Linked DNA regions of Homo sapiens: region 2 is linked to region 1. The links are chromatin contacts, found by Hi-C or POLR2A ChIA-PET in ENCODE. All regions are on one chromosome and are shown on one strand. Each heading gives the region's core, a stretch centred on a gene start or an enhancer-like site at or near the end of the contact. The rest is flanking DNA. Distances are from core to core; before and after follow the strand shown. Region 1 overlaps ATXN1 (ataxin 1). Region 2 overlaps ATXN1 (ataxin 1).

Region 1 (6,424 bases), core at 95-2,594:
TAATACTTGGGAGGCTGAGGTGGGAGGATCACTTGAGCCTTGGAGGTGGAAGCTGCAATGAGCCAAAATCATGCCACTGCACTCCAGCCTGGGTGACAGAGTGAGACCCTATCTCAAGAAAATAAAAAGGCAAAAAAATTAGAAACGGCTAACTGTCCAGTTAGAAGGGATATAAATTAAATAAATTTTAGAATGTTTACTCAATGGTATACTAATCATTAATAACTATACGGTAGAAAAATATCTGTTGCTATGAAAGATGTTCAGAATTATATTGTTAAGAGGAACAATACTCTTAATAATCTCTACTACTTCTACAATCTCTACTACCATTTGATGTTTGTCTCTCTAAGTGAATTTATAAATCTATAAATTTATAAATGCCTTCAGAATTATCAGCAATGCCTTGTCATCTATCCTAACTAGTGACCTCAAAATAAGTAGAAGTTATTTCCTTTCCCATAAAAAAGCAAGGGTTCCATTTTTATAAAAGAGACAGTAGGAAAAAATGGAGTCTACATGAATAGACATGTGTATGTTGTGTGTGTATGTTTGTGTGACCAGATATGTATACACCCCCACCACTATCTTGGGGACTTTACAACTCAATGATAATTATTTTCCTTTAAAGCTTTTGGAGATGTTTACCTGTACCATGTGCTTTCATCACAATGGAGAACCATAAGCTATCAGTTCCTTGCAGCAGATCTTTTCACGAAGATTTTGCTTGAGTAGAAAGGGTGGCAGTGGAGAATCTCAGTGTAAAACGCCTAGACCTGTAATTATAAAAACAATATTCTCACTGAGTTAGGCTGCTTCTGTGGTCTTCATTCACATTCGCTGAAGTCACAGAAACGGGAAACATCATATTGCATAATCTCTCACACACACATGCACACACGCAAGCATGCGCACACACACACACACACACACACAAGGTTTTTAAATCAGAATGTCAAAAACTCAGCAGGCAGAGACACAGCAGGTCCCTATCCCCAGGGATGAGTGGGTTCTGGCCAGGGGTTGCTTCCCACCCCATCTCCTCCCCTTGAGGACACCACTATCAAAATAATCCCGTTCCTGCCCCTCCTTCCCTGCTCAATGATTCTAAGATTTCTAAGAAATAACAAGCAGTCAGTTCTTCATAGAAAATGTCAGAAACATTGCTGAATTTGATGCTCTCTTTCTCTAAGACTCCTTCTAGCCACAAAATTATGCAAATTCAGTGCATGTATTTACCATTCCGGCCTCACTTTCACTTTTGAAACTACACATGCCTCTTTGTTAATAACTCAGTTAAGACATGATGTCAGTGATGGCCAAGGTCATCACGAACATTGATTAAACATTTACTATGTTCTGGGCCATGTGCTAAGGGCTTTACACACATTGCCCCACTCCACTGCAGTCTGTGAGGTGGCCAGGAATCATGTTTACCTCTGCATTATTGACAAGAAAACTGACAGTAAATACAGCCAACGGATGTTAAAGCCAGTACTTAAGCCAACAGTTCACAGAGGTCATGCTTAGGATTCTAGTACTATACCATCTCTTCAAGGCTGATCTTTCTACCAACACTTCTGTAGTTAGTATTAAAACATATCGGGGCTGGGGCATGGTGGCTCATGCCTGTAATCCCAGCACTTTGGGAGGCTGAGGTGGGCGGATCATGAGGTCAGGAGATCGAGACCATCCTGGCCAACATGGTGTAACCCCATCTCTACTAAAAATACAAAAATTAGCCACGCATGGTGGTGCGTGCCCGTAATCCCAGCTACTCAGGAAGCTGAGGCAGGAGAATCACTTGAACCGGAAGGCAGAGTTTGCAGTGAGCTGAGATCATGCCACTGCACTCCAGCCTGGTGACAAAGCAAGACTCTGTCTCAAAAAAAAAAAAAGTATCAAATCACTATCACCTCATTTTTCCCAGAGGGTTATGTCACCTAGTCTTAAAATTACTATTATTTGTTTTGGATTTGACTGTACTTTGATTTTAATTCCCAAGCTCAAGTGAAACCGACATGTTCATATTTCAACTGAGTGTAAGTTGGTGGTTATTTTAGTAAATTAAAAATGCTAAGTAATCCCAAATCCAGATGCCAAAACACTAAGCAGAAACCTAAAATCCACGTCCTGCCTAAGCGGCTAAATTTCATTAGAAACAAGTCAGATGATAACATCAAAAGGCATATATGAATTCCAAAGTAAAGATATGAAAATGAAGAGAGGAATTTCGATATCTAATACAGCCATGTCTTAAAAAATTCTTAAACATGTTTACCTGTTCACAAAGTCTACATACTAATACAGATCTTAGAATCACTGCAACACAAAATGGATATGAGCATATCAAGAAATCAACAAAATTATGTATGGGTCCCACAATAACTCTCCTTTTGTATATGTGTAGGCATTTATTTGCACTATTTTTGTTATGCCTCTGCCTTTGCATATGACACTCCCTTTGATTAACATGCTTTGCCTCTCCTTGCCATTTAGAAAATTCCTACTCATTTTTCAGCTGGACACAGTGGCTCATGCCTGTAAATCCAGCACTTTGGGGGGCCAAGGCGGGAGGATCACCTGAGGTCAGGAGTTCGAGACCAGCCTGGCCAACATGGTGAAACCCCATCTATACTAAAAAAAAAAACTAGCCAGGCATGGTGGTGGGCGCCTGTAATCCCAGTGACCCGGGAGGCTGAGGCAGGAGAATCGCTTGAACCTGGGAGGCAGAGGTTGCAGTAAGCTGAGATCGTGCCATTGCACTACAGCCTGGGCATCAACAGCGGAACTCTGTCTAAAAAAAAAAAAAAAGAAAATTCCTACTCATTTTTCAAGGCCAACCTTGAGCTTAAATAGCTTAAATTCCATTGTGATGTCATCCTCATCTATCCCCTAATGTTTTCTGGAAATCTAAGCAGAATAGATTCTGCCTCACCTACGTTTCCTAGCTCAGTGATGGCATCAACATCACTCTGACGTCTTCCTCTCCCAAATTATGCCCCATATTCAACCATGCAGCCATACTCCTCAACTCCCTCCGCTCCTCTCCGGCACCACCCTGGCTCATCTGGACTCTTTCCCTGGCCCCCTAACACGTCTCCCCGCGTCCACCCTGCCACCCTACTACCTTCCTTGGCTCCTGCCTAAGGCATTGCAGTGGCTTTCCATTTCTAAACATGGCCCCCAAAACCTGCATTCTCTTCCAACTTGCACTACAGCATGGCTGGCTTACTTTCAATTCCTTAAAAGGACCTTGCTTTCCCAGGCCTTAAAGCCTTTGCACATGACTTCCTCCTTGCTAAGACTTCTCCTCAAATCACCCACCCCTTCTATCAAATGACCTTGTATTCTTTTCTCCTTCAGCTCTCAGCTCAGTCCTCTTCTCAAGGGAGACTTCCTCAGCCAGGTCACCACCTCCTAGGACACACTTGTATAGAATGACCCTCCCTGGTTATAGTAGTCATTTTGTAACTTTTACATTTTTTGGTTGATTCATTGATTAATGCTTGTTTTCCCCCACGAATCAATAAACTCCAGAAAGGGAGAACTGTGTCCACTCTCACCCCTCCTTTCATCTTTGGGATTCAATGGAAAGCTTTGCACATTATGGGCACTCAATAAAATCTTCTGAGTGAATAAATGAGCCAAAGAAGGAGGGAAGGAGGAAGGGAGGGAGGAAGGTAGGAAGAAAGGAAGGTCATCCCTTAATCATACTGATTTAATTAGTGTTGATTGGATTCATCTGTAAATCGTTTTCCAGCACACAGAGTATGACATCTACATTCCTTTGGGTAACATGCAAGGCTCCTTGAGCTCTGACCCCAGCCAGCCGGGTCTCTCCTCCTGCTGCACTTGACCCTCAGCACCTCCAAGTCCCTCCCTGTAGCTCCCTGACCCCATCTTGTTTCCCTCATCTCCACACCCTTCTCTCTTCTGTTCCCCCCACACATCATCTTTTCAAACTCACTCAGTCTTCAAGTCTCAGGGCTGGGGACGCTTCTCTGTGAAAAACTCCCTGACACCTTCTGGGAAGTGGGGGCCCTTTTCTCTCATTTTTCTACAACCCCTGTACCTATCCCTATTAAAGCAATTATCATATTTTCCTGTACTTGTTCCTTAACCAAGTCCATCTCTCCCACCACAACCTAAGTCCCTTAAAGGCAAGAAAGAGGTATCCCCTCATCATAGTACCCCAGAGTTTCGTACAGCAGCGTGGCACATAAATTAACAACAACAAAAAAAAGAAATGTGTGTATATACACGCACACATATATATTATATAATCTACATTTATATATTATATATACATACTTATATATTATATATACATCACACACATACACACACGTTTCATACTGCAAAGTTCCAGAGCTGGGCATCTGAAATATACGATTAATAGAGAATGTTATTATTAAATGTGGTAAGGCATAATGATTACAAATTCATCTGTGAAACGGGCTAATAACACCTACCTCACAGGGTTGTTACGAGAGTTAACTAAGCTACATAAGTAAAATGTTTAGCACAGAGCTCAGTATACTGGAAGCACTCCATAAATATTAATTGTACAGCCATTATCACTATCAGTATTGTTAGGGCAACTAAGCTGAATTTACAACTTATGGGTAAAATGTAACAGTTTTATTTGCCAGTATCTTTCATATTAAAGCATTAATTAGCATTAGCATCTGTGTAAGAACATAAAATGCCTAGAAAGGAGCTCAGAAAATTAAGGATAAAGAAGAGTCTTATCCGTTGCAACTGAAGGACTAATGATTGTTTCGGTAATCTGTGATATATGTGTGAAGGAAGCAAAGCATCAACAACAAAGCATTTCTGTACAAAAATTATCTATGAAGTCTAAATGACAGAAACTACACATATCGCCATTCAAGTGCTGTAAACATTGAGCTGACGTAATTATAAATACTTACTGTAAGCTATTTCTTTTGCTAAAAAAAAAATTAGAGATGCATATTCATCCACTTCTGTTAATTACTGGACAGAGTAATGTGACTTCATAAATAAATACTAAGGATTTGACTAATGAATATGCCATAAAATGTCTGAATTAATAGCAAGCACATTTCATATGTGGTCTATTAGATGCTATTCTAATTTAGAATTGCAGAAATTTAATGAAATAGACTGCAAACAGGAAAATACAGGCAAGACTATTTTGCAATGCACTTTGGAAAAAAAATAAGAATGAATTGTTTACAAATGCTACCAGTACATAGTTGAACAGAATGAACTGGTAATAGTTATTTTACGAAGCAAACTCATAATTCTGCCCTATGTTGCTTTTCTCTTGCATATTGGCCAAATTTAAATAATGCATATTAGAGTTTTATATATTAAGTCCTACTGAAATATAAAGTACTATCATTATTGCATTTTGAGATTTCTATTCTCAATTCACATTTATCACTGATAAAAGATAAAACCCCAAAGCAAATCATTTTTCTGATTGAGGCTTTTCCTCAGAGATACTAGAGTTGTAGGGGAAGTATAAAAATACTAAATTCATAACATTCTTTTTTTTTTTTCTTTGAGACAAGTTCTCACTCTGTTTCCCAGGTTGGAGTGCAGTGGTGTGATGACAGCTCACTTCAGCCTCAACCTCTCGGGCTCAGGTGGTCCTCTCACCTCAGCCTCCTGGGTAGCTGGGACTACAGGCACACGCCACCATGCCTGGCTAATTTTTTAATTTTTTTTTTTTTTTGAAACATAGTTTCACTCCTGTTGCCCAGGCTGGAGTGCAATGGCGCAATCTCCACTCACCATAACCTCCGCCTTCCAGGTTCAAGCAATTATCCTGCCTCAGCCTCCTGAGTAGCTGGGATTACAGGCATGCACCACCACGTCCAGCTAATTTTGTATTTTTAGTAGAGATGGGGTTTCTCCATGTTGGCCAGGATGGTCTCGACCAGCATGTGGTCTCCCAAAGTGCTGTGATTACAGGCGTGAGCCACTGCGCCCAACTATTTTTTTAATTTTTTAGTAGAGACAGGGTCTTGCTATGTCGCCCAGGCTGGACTCAAACTACTGGTCTCCAGCAATCTTCCCACCTAGGCCTCCCAAAGAACTGGGACTACAGGTGTGAGCCACAGTGCCCAGCTGTAACCTATTCATTTACCATGAGACTATTAAACTCCTTTTAAATTGAATTATAATTCTATTCCATGGCCACAGCTATTGACCAGTTTACCCTAAGTATATGGTTCTTTGCAACATAATTAAAATGAGAAGGTAGAATAGACAAAACCAAAAAAGTCTTAATTTGATCATTTTTATTTAAATTTACTATTAATTTCATTACCATGATGCTTATGTTTGCGTCATAACATCTGATGGAATCTTAGTAATATAAGGCAAAATTCTTTGTTCATTATGCTGGTCCTTCAATCAGGGATGTCCT
Region 2 (7,030 bases), core at 2,645-5,144, 130 kb after region 1:
TTAAGAAATTGAATTCAGTATCAAAATCCTTGGCACAATGATGATACAACTGTTCTGTATCCTGATTGTGGTGGTAGTTATGCAACTCTACACATGTTAAAATGCATAGAATTGTACATCAAAAAAGGGAATATTTTACTTTATAATGTTTTTAAATTAAATTTTAAAAACTTAGAACCTTCACACAAAGAGAACTCCAAGCCCAAAGATTTCACTGTGGAATTTCATCAATTTTAAGAGGAAAGAAAATCTTACATAAATTCTTTCAGAAAATAGTAAAAAACAGGAGGACTCCACGAATACATTTTATATAATCAGTATTACTAACACTAACACTAAACCCTAGTAAATATTATATAAAGAAACAAAATTACAGACCAATGTTCTTAATAAACATAGTCGCAAAAATACTTAATAAAATGTTAGCCAAAATATCCAGCAATAGGTCAAAATAACACATAATTATAACTGGTTCTTATCCCAGGAACTCAAGTTTGGTTTAACACTTAAAACCAATCAATATAATTCACCACATAAAGCGGAAAACCATATGACATCTCAACAGAGGCAAAAATGAACTGCACAAAATTCAACACACATTCCCGATAAAAACAAACAAACACAAATTCTTAGAAAAAAGAGAATAGAAGGAAACTTCGTCAATCCAATAAAAGGCAAATGAAAAACCTACAGCTAACATCATGATGAAATAGTGGTGAAATAGTTAATACTTTCCCTGTACGATCAGAAAAAAAGTCCTGGTTATATAAATAATTTGAAAAGGATGATTTAAAAATTACATGTATTATATCGAAAAGCATAAAGTACAATTAAATTTTACCAAAGATATGCAATGTCTCTGCAGGAAAAACAGGGAAACATTCCTGGCAGAAATTCATTAAAAAGGCAGAGAAAGATATACCGTGTTTTTGAATTGAAGTTTCAATATTGTTAAGGTGAATTTTCCTTAAATTTCTCTCTTATGATTCAGTGCAATCTGAACTAACTTCTAACAGGCTTTTTTGGGGGGTAGGGGGATTTATATGGAACTCTGAAGGAGATAGAACACCACCAAAATAATCTTGAGGGAAAAAACAAGACAGAGAGGACTCACGCTATCTGTTTTCAAGATTTACCATAAAGCTATTTAGTTTTTAATTTTAACATTTATTCATTATTTTTGAATTTTATTGTTATTATTTTTGAGACAGGGTCCAGCTCAGTCACCCAGGCCGGAGTGCAGTGGCATGATCACAGCTCACTGTAGCCTCAACCTCCTGGGCTCAAGCGATCCTCCCACCTCAGCCTCACCAGTAGATGGGACTACAGGCACATGCCACCTCACCCAGCTGATTTTTGTATTTTTAGTAGAGATGGGGTTTTGCTATGCTGCCCAGGCTGGTCTCAAACTCCTGAGCTCAAGCAATCTTTCTGCCTCGGCCTCCCAAAGTACTGGGATTACAGGCATGAGCCACCACACCCAGCCTATTATTATTATTTTTAATAGAGACACGGTCTCACTCTGCTGCCCAGGATGGAATGCAATGCTGCAGTCACTGTAGCCTCAAACTCCTGGGCCCAAGCGATCCTCCCACCTCAGCCTCCCAAGGTGCTGGGATTACAGGCAAGAGCCATAGAGCCCAGCCCATGACAGTATTTTAATCAAGACAATATAGTATTGACCTAAGTACAGACTGCAGATCAGTGGAACAGAGAGTCTTAAAACACATATAAAACCAAATGATTTTTGACAAAGGTGTGATGGCAATTTCATAAGGAAAAAAAATCACTTCAATAATTGTTGTTTCATACATTTTAATAAAAACTGAATCTTGACCCCTACACCTCATATCTTAATTTGAAATGGCTCATATACTTAAATGTTAAGGCTAAACTAGAAATCTTCCAGGAGAAAACAGGAGGATAACATCTTAGCAACCACAGGGTAAGCAAAAATGTTATAAAGACACAAAAAGCATATATCTTAAAAAATGATAAATTAGACTTCATTAAAATTTAAAGGGGCTCATCAAACACAGTTTAAAAAATGAAAAAGGTAAGCCAAACACTGAGAAAAAATTCATATTTCTGATAAATGACTTAAATCCAGACTATATAAAGAACTCATATATATACACATATATATACACATATATATATACACACATATATGTAAGTTCACAAAATAAAAAAAAAAACCATCTATATCTATATAGATATAGATTGTTTGTTTTGCGACACATCATTCTGTTGCCCAGGCTGGAAGTGCAGTGGCACCATCATGACTCACTGCAGGCTTGACCCCTCCCAGGCTCAAGTGATCCTCCCACCTCAGCCTCCTGAGTATCTGGGATTACAGGTGCGTGCCACTGCTGCCGCCTAGTTTTTGTATTTTTAATAGAGACAGGGTTTCACCATGTTGCCCAGGCTGATCTCGAACTTCTAGACTCAAGCAATATGCCTGCCTTGGCCTCTGGCTAGCATTTTTTAAATTAACTGTTGCTACCTGCAACAATACAGATGATCTCAAAAATGATATGCTGAACAAAAGAAAGCAGATACGAAAAAGTACTGACTGATTCCATTTGTATGAAGCTCAAGAACAAACAAAATTCAATTACAGTGACAGAAATCAAAGCAGTGGTTGATGACGGGGAGGTGGAAAGTTGACAGGAAGGGGGCAGAGGGGCTCTGGGGTGATGGAAATGTCCCATATCTTGATTAGGATGCTGATTATGTGGATGTATGCATTCATCAAAACTCATTGCGCTGTACGCTTAAGATGTGTTGATTTCACTGTATGTTCTCCCTAAATAGAAACTAATTTATTAGTGAAAAGAAAGATGTACTTTCTTTTCACTATTAATAATAAACTAATTTATTAGTGAAAAGAAAGATGTACTTTCTACCTGGAGGGTCTGTGGGGATAACCCCTATTCCGTACAAAGGAACAGTGAACATGCTTGAGTGAAAACAGCCACGCAAGGCAGACAGCAAGTGAGAAACGCCTAAGGCAGGGGAAGAACGGTGGTCTGCTACAGTGAGAAGAGAAATAGAGAAGACTGAGTCAGAAGGGGAAGGTATACACCAAACAGGAAGACACGAGTGAACTGAACGCAAGAAGTAGAAAGTAAGAGACCTAAATTCGTGTTTCCAAATAATCCAGTTACCACATTACACTCAAAAAAAGAACCAAAGGCAGTTTTATTTGGAAATTGTTCTCTTCCTCCCTCGACACCTCTGTTAATCAAATTGGAAGCTAGGGGAGGGAACTGAGTAAAGGCAGGGACCTGAACATATCCCTCCGTTTTTGCTTTTTTTTTTTTTCTTTTGCCCCTTAATCAGCCACCTTCAAAACAGTGCCTTTCTAGGGCTAACGTCCTGCCTGTGGCATCTCATCACTGATAAACATCAGGAAGTAACTGCCATTCGCCATTTATAGATTTATATGTACCTGCTAGGATAATGAGATTCACAATCTGTTCATTCCCTTAGTAACTGAATGAAACTCACAAATGGCTACGAGGGAGTATCCTAGTTCACTGAAGCCCAAGCTGGCCTCAGGAACCAGAGATAACATTTCTCCTTTTTCCAGCTGAATTACTAAGACAAGCAAGAGATGACTCATAATAAGCATAGTTGATGAAGCAATTAATGCCAACTCTTCCTCTCTGAGTCATCCCTTCCAGTGAAAGAATCGCTAGGAGTATTAACCCTGGCTGAAAAAGTAGATGCCATGTGAGCACATTAAACTTTACCAAACAATGGAGTGGTAAGGGAAGAGTTGGAGGGTTTCTGTCCAAACTATCTGAATCTAGAGGGACCGCTCCATGAATAAGTTTCAATACAATTGCGGTAATCAGCACCGCTTCCTCTATTTCAATTTACAAACGCTGGGTTTACAGGAATAGCTTTCTGAGACATTCCTATAAAATTAGCTTACTCACTGAATTTTTAAAAAGGAGAACAAAGCCAAAGGACGCCATTGGCCTCTGGGGGCGTATGTGTGTGAACAAGCTGATGCTGTGTAGAAATGATGTGTCAATATCATTTGGGCTACTTGTGTGAAAACTGCTCAATCCAAGAGTTACTTCTTGTTTCTACTGACTGAACATGAAGAGAGAACCAAATATTCCAGACAGGGAAAGAATCTGAGAAAACATAGAGTGGAGTGATTTCAGTGTGTGTATATGAAGAAGGGGGAGCAAATATAAAATCCAACTGGATGCTTTTCATCCTCCATGCAGTTCTCCACCCGCTTACTACCCCTCACTTAAAGTGTGGTCCTGGGGCCAGCAGCATCAGTTTCACGGAGGGATTTGTCAGAAATACATATTCTCAGGCTCCACCCTAGAACTATTAAATCAGAACCCCTGGGCCTGGCGCCCAGAAATCTGTGGTCTAAACAAGCCTTCCAGGTGCCTCTGATGCAAACATTCAATAAAATGTAATCGTCAAATCTTAACTGGTCCCTGGCCGCGCGTAGTAACTCATGCCTATAATCCCAGTACTTTGGGAGGCCAAAGCGGGTGGATCACATGAGGCCAGAAGTTTGAGACCAGCCTGGCCAACATGTGAAATCTCGTCTTTATAAAAATACAAAAATTAGCCAGGCGTGGTGGTGTGCACCTCTAGTCCCAGCTACTTGGGAGGTTGAGGCAGAGAATCACTTGAACCCAGGAGGCGGAGGTTGCAGTGAGCCAAGATCACACCACTCCATGCCAGCCTGGGCGACAGAGTAAGACTGTAGAAAAAAAGAAAGAAAAAAAAAACCACACACCACACACACACACACACACACACACACACACACACACACACACACCAAAACCTGGCCCCATTTGCATGTACTACTGCTACACTCATCCCTCACTCCCACCCACCTTTCGGAGGTAGGCCGCCCATCACTAGATTTAGCAGAGCATCCGCTGACTGAAATGAGACACAGCTGGGAGGCACCCACCACCACCCGCCTTTGTAGAACAGCTACCCAAAAAGACAAGGATAGCAAGTCCCCTGAAGCTTTTCCAATCTATTCCTTTTTGTGATTGTTTTCCTTTTGAAATAGTGTTAACACATTTTAAAATTATATACATATTCATTTTGAAAAATACAGAAATGGCAAAGAAGAAAGTAAAAACCTCCCAGCTGACACTTAACATTTGTCCCATCTTTTTCTAAGCATCAATATATAAATATTTAACAGTATATACATGTTACTTAATTTTTAAAATTTGTAATTGTATATGTATTTTCTTGTATACATTCCTTTGAAAGCTCTGTGATGGGTGTAGGCTGAACTGCTGGGCTGTACTGTTTTAGAGCAAAAAAAGATACTCATGCTGTAATTCTAATTTTTCTGTGTTTCAAAGGGGGGGCTATTAATTTATTAAATTAATTTTTAAAATTTACTCAAGGTGAATTCTTATCCAGATCAATTCCAGGAGTTACGGGGCGTGGAATTTGCCAGATAAGCCACACCATTCTATGCCATCAAGTCACAGAAACTGGCTTCCCTACACTCTAATTTGTGCCTTGTCTGTTGCTTTGGGCATGAAACAGAATGTGGCTTCTTTCATTTCTCACTTCATTACCTAAAGTGGACATACACCTTCCCATACTCCCTCTCCCCTCTCCTTCCCTAACCTATCCCCTGCCCACCCTGGCCCCATTATTTCTCACTTGGATAACAGGAAGGTCGTACAACTCTCCCTTTTGAACTCATCGTCCACACTGGGTCAAATCTAAAATACATCTGCATATGCCACATCCGCTAAAAATCATTACAATAGCTTCTATTTAAACATGAGTATATCCCATCAGCCTGGCCCCATGCTACATGCGTTCAGACATTATCATATCTTTATAACAATCTTAAGAGACAGAGGCTATTATTTTAACGTTAGAGATAAAGACTCTTACAGCTGAGGTATGTTAAATAACTTGCTCAAAGTCACAAAGCTAGTAAAATTTAGGGCAGCTGACTCTGGAACCTATAACATGTGTTAATTCAAAAAATTTCATGACTACTGCCATCAACGGCAGTGGTTCCCAACATTTTCTTCAATCAAAAATGTTGCAGACTTCAGGCACTAGATGTTTAACTCTTAATATCTGTTGATCAAGAAGATGTACAATGGTCAAAAAGATACTATGAACTTAGTAACGCTGTGAATGAATTCTGGCTAATGACTTACAATATCAGCCAGCTACATATATTTGGAAGAAAGCTCCTATTTCTGTTAGTGATTCTGATGACCAAATCTACAGACCATGCTTTGTGTTGGTATGAATGTGCAGGTCCTCTTTTACAAGAAATGTGGTCTCCCATATGTTTTGGAATCTACAGATTAGAAAACCCCTAGAATATAAGCCAAAGTCCATACTCCTTAGCATTTGAAATGCCGTAAGTTTCCCAGTTTGGCTCCAACTTACTTTTCCAACTAGATTTCCTGTAACCCCATACCACGTCCCCTAAGCCCTACCTCTAGTTGTGTTAGACAAGCATTCCCAAATTACTGGATACCATGCACACTCAAGCCTAGAGGACCACAGCCATTTCTGCTGCAATTCTCTACCTGAAGAACTCAATCTCCTTTGAGACAGAGCTCAAACATCTCCAACCCTATGGAGCCATTCCTGACAACACCCCCACCCACTCAAGGCTAAATTAACGCATCCTTCGTCCATATGATCACAGTCCTATGATGATAAGTAACACACTACAGATAAAATGACATGCATCTCTGTATCTAGCTATCTGACCACTCTTCTCATCCAAACTTCCCAAGGGCAGGGATTGTGCTTCTTCATCAGTGTCTTAGCCCCAGCCCCATCCCTGAAATATGGTAGGTACTGTTTGTAAGATTAATAAATGAGTATCAATGCCAAGCTGGCTAGTGATTTTGCCTGGGGAAGTCAGTTTGGAAAATAGCTCTGACCACTAAAGAAGCTTTCTTTCAGTATGTTGTAATGGTTAATCATCTGTAAACCAGAAAACTCACAACGTCCTCCAAAAGTAGAAGACAAA

The links. A loop is a pair of places that touch in the nucleus more often than their neighbours do. ChIA-PET counts read pairs that join two places held with the same protein, here RNA polymerase II (POLR2A). Pooled maps may share reads with other maps.
Region 2: a map with no recorded cell type shows a loop between it and region 1 (2.6-fold over the local background). The contact joins two enhancer-like sites. A Hi-C loop is called at or near these places in 4 of 168 maps with a recorded cell type or tissue (B cell, GM12878, PC-3 and 1 more), 25 of 37 single-sample maps with no recorded cell type and 14 of 50 pooled maps. POLR2A ChIA-PET finds 5 or more read pairs at or near these places in 5 of 52 experiments (CD8-positive, alpha-beta memory T cell, Panc1, RWPE1 and 2 more).

The regions. Positions count from the first base shown.
Region 1 is chr6:16,585,132-16,591,555 of GRCh38, forward strand. It overlaps ATXN1 (ataxin 1), which reads right to left. Exons shown (of 8, transcript NM_001128164.2): 4 at 649-776. Among named protein-coding and RNA genes, the nearest start is that of ATXN1-AS1, 170 kb to the right of the region's middle. Within about 2 kb of position 1,345, at least 4 of the 41 ENCODE cell types and tissues checked have a DNase peak (open chromatin) inside an H3K27ac peak, as active enhancers do.
Region 2 is chr6:16,709,402-16,716,431 of GRCh38, forward strand. The region is part of intron 2 of ATXN1 (ataxin 1); the gene reads right to left. Among named protein-coding and RNA genes, the nearest start is that of ATXN1-AS1, 48 kb to the right of the region's middle. Within about 2 kb of position 3,895, at least 28 of the 41 ENCODE cell types and tissues checked have a DNase peak (open chromatin) inside an H3K27ac peak, as active enhancers do.